Regions from separate parts of the Homo sapiens genome. Here all the other regions are linked to region 1. The links are chromatin contacts, found by Hi-C in ENCODE. All regions are on one chromosome and are shown on one strand. The core of a region is the stretch at or near the end of the contact, and the rest is flanking DNA. Distances in the headings are between cores, read along the strand shown. Region 1 holds the start of ADORA2A (adenosine A2a receptor). Region 2 has its middle 45 kb from the start of IGLL5. Region 3 holds the start of GRK3 (G protein-coupled receptor kinase 3).

Region 1 (3,128 bases), core at 282-2,781:
GGAGCCAGCATGTGACTTGAGAGCATCACGTCCTGCAAAGTCCAGGTGAGGCCTGGGCAGTGCCTGCTGTGTGGGACCACAGCCCCTGGTGGCTCTCAGCTGTGTCCTGACACTCCAAAGAAGGTCTTAGTACCCTCTCACAGACCTAATACCCGAGCCACCTAACCCCAAATGAGCTAGAACTGCCTTCCCAACCGTGTTTGCGGGGTCTGTCTTGTCTATTGCAGCGCAAACAGAGCCCTGAGCACGCAGGAGAGCAGAGGAAGGACAGACAGAAGATGGATGGATGGATGAAGGCGGGAAGCACAGGCTGAGGGGATTTAGGGCATGTGTGGTGGGGGTGCTGTGGAGAGGAGACTGCACAGGCAGGAGCTGAGCTGGTGAATGGGAGGGTTCTAGCTCCCAGAAGGGTCTGGGCCATTGACAGGAGGGGCTTGGTCCTAGGAGGTGGGTGGTCCAGAGGTTGCAAGGAGCAGAGGAGCCCAGATGGGGAAGGGAATGGAGCTGGGGTGCAGAGAGGAGCCCCCACACAACTGCCCACATCCTGTGCAGAACCTGGGGCTCTGGGTGGTGGGAAGAGGCAGTTTCATGGCGGAGGAGGCCTGGGCCCCTGCAGCCTGGACTCCATGGATCTGGCCAGGGACTGGGGAGGATCAGGTGGAGAGAGGAGCAGCAGAGCAGCTGCCCCTCGTCCCAGCACAGGGGATGATGGGAGCCCAGGGAAGGCAGGACCCTGGCTTCGGGCATTTTCTCTGCTAGAATCTCTCGATACCTCTCTCCCTTCACCTTCTCCTCCAAGTCTCACCCAGATGATGTTTCTGTGAGTTGCCATGGGGATTCTCTCACCACCCCCCGCCAACACCCCGCAGGGGAAGCTTGTTCCAGGAGTCACTGGGCAGGGGCTGCTGCTGCTCTTCTGTGCCCACTCCTCGGATGTGCCGCTGCAGCCCTGGTCTCTGGCATCGGCCGTCACCTGGTGGAGAGGCTGCCGGAGCTGGCCAAGCAGAGGGAGGCCGATGGTGCCACTTGGTGTCTCCTCTGGCATCTGGGCAGGAGACTTCTCCCCAGAGGCCCCGGGCTGGTCTGCCCGTGTCACAGGAGGACTCGCCTCTGGTCCCTCAGTGGCCTCTGCAAACCCTGAGCCAGCCTGGGGGAGGCTGCTCAGTGGGGAAGAAGCAGTGGCCAGGCTCTGCTTGGTCACCCTGCCCTCCTGTCAGCCTCCGGGGCTGCCTCGTCGCACCTGCCCAGGGACCCAACAGCCGGTCCTCACCCCTCCCATCCTCATTGCAGCCACCCTGGGGCATTGTGAGGCCCTGCACCCAGCACTGCCCCTTCAAGCCTCCCACAGGGTCCCGCCCAGGACTCCTGGGCTCTGTGTCCGCGGGGCCATCTAGAAACACTCCCTTGTCCCCCCTTCAGCGGCATAGTACCTGTTGCCCGCCATCTGAGGGAGGTGCAGGTGCCAATCCTTCACGTGACGTGACGTGGCTCACCACAGCCTGTGTACATGTGAGCAGCCGCGTGCAGAGGGGAAGCTCTGCCTGGGCCTCAGGGACTGTGACATGGAGCAGGAGCCGCCCCCAGCCAAGCTGCTTTCAGCACAGCGTGGGCCCCCAGCACCTTGGTGCGGGGTGCGGCCCCTCGGAGGAGGGCTGTCAGGTGAAGCCTCGTGTGAGGGGGTGAGTGGCCCCCAGGCGGGGAGGAGGGGGTGCTGTGGCCTTCCTGGCCCCTAGCCTGGACACATGGGGGTGTGGGGAGCAGGAGCTGGGGCCCCCAGCACTGGCCCCGGGGCTGCGATGTGGGGGCTGCTCTGTGAGGCAGGCTCAGAGCCTTAGCCTCCAGCTGCAGGGAGCTGGGTCTTGGCCCCATCTTGCCCACATCCTGCCACCAGGAGCAGAGAGCTGCAGCTGCACCCGGGCTGTGGGGGAGGGATGCCAGGTGTATCTCTGGGTCCCGGGCCCAGCCTGCACCCAGCGCCTGAAGTAAGGGCCACCGGGCAGCCCCGGAGGTCAGGAGGGAAGTGGAGCCCGTGCTGGGTGGCTGCTTACCACTGGGCAGTGAGGAAGGCACCTGCGCTGATGAGTTTGGAAGGGGTATGGGGATCCTGGGGCCCTGGGTTCTGGGAGGTTCATGCCCAGGCCCCCCTGGGCCATCCCAAAAGCCAGTCATAGTGGGGCCCACAACCTGCCGTGCCCTGCCGAGCTCCCGCAAGCCACTTGTTGATGCTTCTCAGTCCACCCCATGCCTCTCAACCGTTTCCTCCTAGACTAGGTCTCTTCATGGCGTTTCTGGGAGAATTCCTCAGTACTAGCTTCAGATCCCCAGTCGTCTCTTCCACTGTACGTGTGCCTGAAGCTCACCACATCCCTTACTTCAGTCCTTCTATTTTTCAGTCCCTGGATTTTGTATTATTTCTTGTTCATATCCACCTGTCCTTGTTTCATTTCCGCCAGTCGGTTCAGAAGTTCTCATTCTTGTCTACGGATGCCATTCCTTTCTTTGCCTCTTTGGAGATTCTAAAGGTCTCTGAAATCATTATTAGATTACTGTATTACCTTCCTTCCTACTGGAATGAATTCACCTCCATGTTTTTTATTCTGTTGCTTACCTTTCTTAGCCTTCATATACCTCTTGCGCTTTGAAATTGATTTGCGACTCCTCTTAGCTGAGCCAATGTTGTGGAGACAGGGAGTGGCCTGCAGTGCCTGAAACTGCAGGGCAGCAGCCGCCTCCCAGGAATGTCCTGGGTCCTTTCCTCCTTTGAGGTCCCCTGCCATATGCTCAGATGGGGCCAGGCACAGCAACGGGGGCACACCTCCCTTTGGCCCAGCAGTTGGGGTGCTGCCAGGCCTGGTGGAGGTACTTGGTAAACATTTGTTATGGAAAAGCAGCAGGAGGGTTCTAAGGCTGGGATTCTGGAGCCCAGGAACAGGCCAGGCATGGCTGGAGCGGGTCCGAGTCCGTGCACTGTGTCCTGTATGTTGCTCTTAGCCGCACTCAGGAGCAGATGTGCAGGTCACTGCCTAGAAGCTGGTGGGCACCTCCGTGCAGCAGGCTCTGGGGGGTATAGCCACCATCTGGGCATGTGTACAGAGGGCCTTGCTAGTGCGACATATGAGGAACCAGAA
Region 2 (3,128 bases), core at 222-2,721, 1.5 Mb before region 1:
GCCTGGACCCCTCACAGGTGTCACTAGGATGGGCCCTCCCTGCCCACCCAGTTCCCAGCCTGTGCAGGGACATGTTGGGACTTTCTGACTATGGAAATGATAGAGGAGAAAGGGGCCTCATCTTCACAGTTTCAGGCCAAAGGGGAGCCTCCCACTCAGACCCCTAGACACATCCTCTCCTGACCTGTCTGGGGAGGAGGATGGGAAGTGGTGGTCAGACTTGGCCTGGGCTCCCACAGGGGACAGAAAGTTTGCAAAGGTCTGGGCAGCAGAGAGCAGCTCCCAGAAGGAAGGGGTGCTGGTCCCCAGGGGCTGCTGGGCAGAGTAGCTGAAGAAGGTGAGACCCCAGACCGGCCAGGTAAGTAAGCCCCCTTCTCAGGGGCTGCCCAGAGCGAAGTCACATGTTCAGCTCTCTTCTGAGGACCTGCTGCTCCTGGAAACCCAGCAGGGTTAAGGCAGGCACAGCCAGGTTCAGACAGCTCATGTTTGCGGGAGAGGGAAATCAAGTCAACAGACAAGGAACAATGTCATGTAGGAGGCGGGATTTGTGCTGGGGAGAAATAGGGCAGAGGATGGGGGGTAGGGAGCACCTGGCTGGGGTCTCACGGGGGGCGACGTCCCAGGGGCTGGAGGCAGCCAGCGACTGAGGAGCCCTGACTAGCGCCAGGCCCCTGTGGCTGGAGTTAGTGGCTCGAGCTCAGCCTCAGTTTCCCCTCTGTGCAGCTGGGTTGATAATAATGGAAACTGACTCTCTGGGTGGGGGGAGGGACAATCAGATGGAAAATAGATGTTTTGTTTGTCTCTGCCGTTGGTTGTTTTCATCCTTGGGCTGTTCCAGCCCCAGACAGCCTCAGGCCAGCCCCCTGCCCATGCTGGGCTCCCCACCGGCCCTGGAACCCTCACCCCAGTGCAGCTGGCCTGGTGAAACCAAGAGTGCCTGAGGCCCGAAATAGCTGGGAAACCCCACCAAGCCTCAGCCCTGGCAGCAGGTGCCTCCTTCTCCCCAGGGTGGGAGGCAGGGGGGCGATTCAGTTTCCAAAGCTTCCACCAGCCCAGCTGGAGAATGGTCCTGTGTCCCCGCACCAAGACACCCAAGCCCCGTGCCCAGGCTTGAGTTAGACAGGGTCTGGAGATCATGGTCAATCAATGATCAGAAGTAGCACCTTCTGCTCCAGAAGCTTCTATTCATGCAGGCCCTACCCCCTCCTCACAGCTCCCCAGGAACCGTTCTAAATGCCAGGTTCAGAGCTGTGCCCAATTGGGGGGCACAGCCAGACACTTGGAGCTCAGAGGGGCCTGGGGTGGGCAGGGCTGGCCAGAGCTGGACATGGGACCCTGCTGATCACACTCCACCTGCTGCCCCCAGGTCTTGGACCCTTCAAGGGAGCTGGGCCAAGTAAGGGGATGGGAAGGGAAACAAGAACCCTTCCAAGAGCTTCCCTGGGAGCCCAGAGCCTGAGGCAGTAACGAAGCTCCTGGAAGCACAGCTGCCAAGAGGACTTCCGGGGTCCCTACCCAGTGGGCAGGACCTCAGACTGGTCAGTCACTTATTTGTGTGTCTGTCCATCCATATATCTGAACATGCACACACACACACACGCGCGCACACACACACACACACACACACTCATCCTTCCACAAGCCCCGAGGCCTGGCCTGTGCAGGGCTCTTGACACATGGTGTCCCAGGCAAGGCAGGACTGCCCCAGCCCACCCCCAGGTGAGACCTGGAGTGTGCCTTCTCATGGGAGGAGGGGGCTGTGGCCTTGGGGTGCCCCATTCCCTGTCCAGTCTTCCCCATGCTGGGTCTAGATGCTGAGGTCAAAGAGAGGTTGACAGGTGTGAGGAACAGGCCACTGTGGTGAGGCTTAATGCCCCCTGTCCGATGACCAGATCCTACCCACTGCCCCCGTTACAGACCTCCCTGTCTTTCTCCATGTGGAGGAAACGTTCCCAGGATATTCCAGGGCTCCAGGTTCTGATGAGAGTATGGGAGGAGACCAAGTACCCAGCCTCAGGGCCTGGGTTCACCCCTGCAGACGGCAAATCCCATCCACCTGTGGGACTTCACCAGCTCATTCTTAGAGGACACCAGCCTGGAGCTCCCTTGGCCCAGGAAAGCCAGGAGCCAGGCCCGCCACACGTAGCCATTGCACATGTCACCTGACACATAAGATGCGAACTGTAGGGTGGGCAGGCCAGGGATGAGTGCCCCCACCTCTGCCTTCCTCCCCACAGGCCCACCCACGAGGCTGAACAGGGTGGCCCTAGACCCAGCACCATCTTCAATCAGCTCATCCACTGGCATCCCCCACCACCGTCCCCTCAACATGCACAGGATGCCAGCCACCCAGGCCAGTTCCTGAAGTAAAGCAAGCAAGGGGGGGTACTTGTCCCCGCCCAGCCCAGAGCTCAGATTGCAGATGAGACCCCCTTGCTTGAAGAAGACAAGGGGCAGGAGATACTGGGGATTCCATGTGGTCATCAAAGGTAGCCTGGTGGCAGCAGCAACCTCAAACAGGCCTAGGAGCTGGATCAAGGACTGAAGGGCAGAGAGAGGACGGGTGTGTTAGGGGTGAGTGTGAGCAAAGGTATAGGAGTGACCACAGCATCCCTTCTTCCCACAGGGCCACAGTAGTGCACAAGGGCCCTCATGGAAGCACCCTGAAAGCTCACCTCAAAGGCCCCATACTCTGTCCCCCACGTCACCTGGCCTGCCACCCTACTTAATACCCAGGAAGTCCTTGGAGTCTGTGCCACATGGATGGGCTCCAAGATGGACCAGGCTTCCAGGGGGGCAGGGAACAAGGGAGAAAAGAGGTCTGGGCCCTGCATAGGACACAGGTAGTGACCACCCGGTGGAGGAGAGGGAATGAGCAGAGGATGCTGGGAGCCAGGCCCAAGGCAGGGCCCTGCAGGGTGCACAGTTCTCTGGGTTGGACGGTGGACCAAGGCCATGAACATTCATGCTGGTCCAGGCCAGTGGACCAGAGTGCCCCAAGCCCCAGAGCTCTGCAGAGGGGCAGGGGCAGGGCCCAGAGAGAGCAAGGCCGAGAGTAGAGGCCCTAAACCTCAGGTCTGACCACATCTGCAACTCTACAGGTAGCTGCATCCTGTGTTGAGACGCTA
Region 3 (3,128 bases), core at 210-2,709, 1.1 Mb after region 1:
AAAAAAAAAAAAAAAAGTGGGTAGAAGATGAAAGTTTGATATTTCGCTCATGCATAGCTTTGTCTCCTTAATATATTTTGTGCTTGCCTGTCATTTCAGCTTTCTGCTGGCAGACGAAGCTCCTTCAACTGCCATTCCTACTTCTGACACTCCTCTTGTCCTTTTCAGGACAACTTTATGCCTATTGTGCCTTGGGTCTTGAGAAGCATGTGGTAAAACTGGCCAGTGGTGATGGCAGGCATAGCAGGGAATCAGATTGAGGGGGGCTGTGGCGTGGGAGAGAAAACAAAAGAGGGAAACAGGCTATTTGATGACAGAATCAGGCTGCTTCTGCAATGACATTACATGAAATATCTGAAATTTGACCTTAACTGTATCTGGTGGGTCCCGTTAACCCTGTAAGTTATGGACAGAACGTTCACTCAAATTCTAGCAACGTCTAGGCTCATGGAAATACGTGACCAATTCAGGTGAATGAAAGGGATTTTAAAACATTAATTTCCAGCTTAGGTCTTCCTAAGACTGCCTGCGTGTCCCTTACCACCACTCCAGCCTGAGTGTCACATGGATCCTGAATGCGGACTTGTGTGCACACTGTAGAAAAATAAGCAACTGAAAACCCCAGGCATCGGGGTGGAGTGATGATGAAAGACACCGAGACCGAAGATCAGGAAGCTGGAAATTCCCCCCAGCTTCGGTGTTTGGGCTGTATCTCGCTTTTCCACTTCCCTAAATCACCCTCGTGGTGCGAGTGTGCTCGCAGCAGATGCTCCCTAATTGTCTCTTGTATTGACCGTAAAACCCTAACGACAGGAATACTCTCTCTCCTTCTATTTCTCAACACCATTTCAACACCCAAACTAAAACCTCTCACCTGAGTGTAAGGGAGTGGTGACCTTCTTAAGCGGAGAGCTCTTCCATCAGAGGGCTCCCTAAGGGCATCTCTGTTCCTAGCCGGGGAGCCGTCACCCCACTTTGTTCTGCTTAGCCTAAGACACGCAACTTTTTCCAGCTTTTACTCTTCGCTGAATTCTCACGGTGGGGTTGGGGGGATGTTCAGGCTCAGGAGCGAGGTTGGGGGCCCGGCCCGCTGGGCGCTGTTCACCGGTAGCCCGGACCAGAGCAGGAGTTTCATCATTACCTGCTGGGATAGGTGGGACACATGTATTTCCGGGGCCACCCCAGACCTCCCGGAGGATGCTGATTGACACTGTCCAGTTTGAGAACTACTGTGTCCAGGGAGCAGAGGCCTCCCCATAACCCCTTGGGTTGTGGACGTCTGGCCCAGGGCTTCTCTGGGTGAGCGGGGCGGGCATCAGAGCGCGTGGAACCTGGGGCGGGAGGTCGGGGCAGTGAAGGAGGAGGAGAAGGAGGAGGCGGAGACCGAGGGGGAGGGAGGGGAGGAGGAAGAGGAGGAGGAGTCCCTCGTGGCCACCCCGAGGGGAGGGCGACCGTAGAGACTTGGTCGGGAGGCGCCGGCCCAGCGAGGCCGCTGGGACTGTGCACTGAGGGGCGCTGACCGTTGGACGCGCGCTCCCCGCAGACCCTCGCTGAAGGAGCAGGGGGCGGCGCGCGTGCGCGGGGCGCCGGGCGGCGCGCGAGGGGGCGGAGCGGGGAGGCGTGCTGCGACCCCGGCCGGCTACAGCCTGCGGCGCGCGCAGAGCGCTAGTGGGGCGCGCGGCGCGCGCGCGGGGCGGGGGCGCGCGGAGGGGGGGGCTGCCCCGGGGCGGCCCCCCCAGGTCGGGGCGCGGCGGGCGGCGGCGGCGGGCGCGCGTCCCGTCCAGGTCCGGAGTAACCGCCGCCGCCGCCGCCAAAGCTCGCCAACATGGCGGACCTGGAGGCTGTGCTGGCCGATGTCAGTTACCTGATGGCCATGGAGAAGAGCAAGGCGACCCCGGCCGCCCGCGCCAGCAAGAGGATCGTCCTGCCGGAGCCCAGGTACCAGCTGCCCCGGCCGGCGCCGGCCCCAAGCCGCCGCCCCCTGCGGCCGCCAGCTACCCCCTGCTTCCTGGAGGGTCGGGCGCTGAGCCTCCGCTGCCCCGGGGCGGGTGACACAGCGGAGCGGGCGATGCGGGGCCGGCCTCGTCGTTCCAGTCTCTGAAATGGGGCATCGGAGGGCCGGTGGGGGGCACCCCGGGAGAGAGCGCTCCAAAGTGCCCGGCGCGGCGCCCTGCGCGCAGCGAGCGCCCCAGCCAGGGTCTGGTTATGACTTGGCTGGACCAGCTCCATCCCTGTCGCCCCCTCCCCCCAGCCCTGTCCTGTCCTGCCCTGTCCCATCCCCGTGGTTCTTCCTGTTGCATTGGTGTAGTCCCCGTTGGCTCCTTGCCTGTCACTGCTTTGCGCTCCATCCTGGTCGCTCCTTCTTCCCGGGCTCATTGGTCCCCCTTTCCAACTCCATCCTCTCACCTCCCTCTGGGCCGCTTACCTGGGGACTGCAGGCTTGTTGCTTATTGTCCGAGGTAGTTAAACTGCTGTTTTCAGTACTTGCTCTTCTTGAAGTCTATTAAGTCTAGTCACCTTCTTCGGCTTCTCTTCTATTTTGTCCCCGGGCAGGATTTTGACCCACTCAGTATTCTTTTTGGTGCCAAGTGTGTCACCTGAGCTGCTTTCCTCAACTTGTAGATCTACTGGTGGCACTTTATTAAAAAATTGAAACAGGAGTCACTTAAAAAGACACTTGAATGGGTGATTCCAGACAGGAATTTGTTGTTAAATTATCAAAGGAGGGCCCGATTGAATTGGCGAGGGGCTCGGTGAGGTGCATACCAAGTTGCAATTTTCTCTCAAATGATTTATTATTAAGGTACTAGTAAAATTTTTTCTAGTTCATATCATTAGCACTTCCCCAGAAAAAATAGTTTGTCTGGTTAATAGTGAGTTTTAAATAACGTATCAAGGCTTCAGTGATGGATTTTTTTTTCTCTAGCTCCTTTCCTAATTAACACCATCATGAGTTGTACAGCTAATGTGATTCCTTGATGCTAAATAGCTCTTGGAATTGATGCTCAAAAGAGGCATCTTGTTTATGGTGAATTTGAAACCATGCAATTCTGTAAAATATTGGAATCTAAACCAAAGTTATTGTCCATTTGAAATCATCAGTCCTTCAAGCGTTAGGCGCCCAAGAT

Evidence for each region. A loop is a pair of places that touch in the nucleus more often than their neighbours do. Pooled maps may share reads with other maps.
Region 2: a loop to region 1 is called in a map with no recorded cell type, with 8 times the contacts of the local background. The contact joins the enhancer-like site here to the promoter of ADORA2A in region 1. A Hi-C loop is called at or near these places in 5 of 37 single-sample maps with no recorded cell type and 3 of 50 pooled maps.
Region 3: a loop to region 1 is called in a map of B cell, with 13 times the contacts of the local background. The contact joins the promoter of GRK3 here to the promoter of ADORA2A in region 1. A Hi-C loop is called at or near these places in 1 of 168 maps with a recorded cell type or tissue (B cell), 1 of 37 single-sample maps with no recorded cell type and 2 of 50 pooled maps.

Annotation. Positions count from the first base shown.
Region 1 is chr22:24,426,068-24,429,195 of GRCh38, forward strand. It overlaps ADORA2A (adenosine A2a receptor), which reads left to right and starts at 1,532. Exons shown (of 3, transcript NM_000675.6): 1 at 1,532-1,679. All of the region lies in intron 18 of SPECC1L-ADORA2A (SPECC1L-ADORA2A readthrough (NMD candidate)), which reads left to right. RefSeq lists a silencer at 1,613-1,722.
Region 2 is chr22:22,931,113-22,934,240 of GRCh38, forward strand. No RefSeq gene overlaps it. Among named protein-coding and RNA genes, the nearest start is that of IGLL5, 45 kb to the left of the region's middle. RefSeq lists an enhancer at 953-1,062 and a silencer at 3,086-3,128. Within about 2 kb of position 1,472, at least 3 of the 41 ENCODE cell types and tissues checked have a DNase peak (open chromatin) inside an H3K27ac peak, as active enhancers do.
Region 3 is chr22:25,563,216-25,566,343 of GRCh38, forward strand. GRK3 (G protein-coupled receptor kinase 3) reads left to right here and starts at 1,460. Exons shown (of 21, transcript NM_005160.4): 1 at 1,460-1,938. The coding sequence starts at 1,826. It overlaps GRK3-AS1 (GRK3 antisense RNA 1), which reads right to left and starts at 2,201. Exons shown (of 4, transcript NR_183564.1): 1 at 1,865-2,201; 2 at 875-1,144; 3 at 88-266. RefSeq lists silencers at 1,386-1,485, 1,796-2,045 and an enhancer at 2,157-2,672.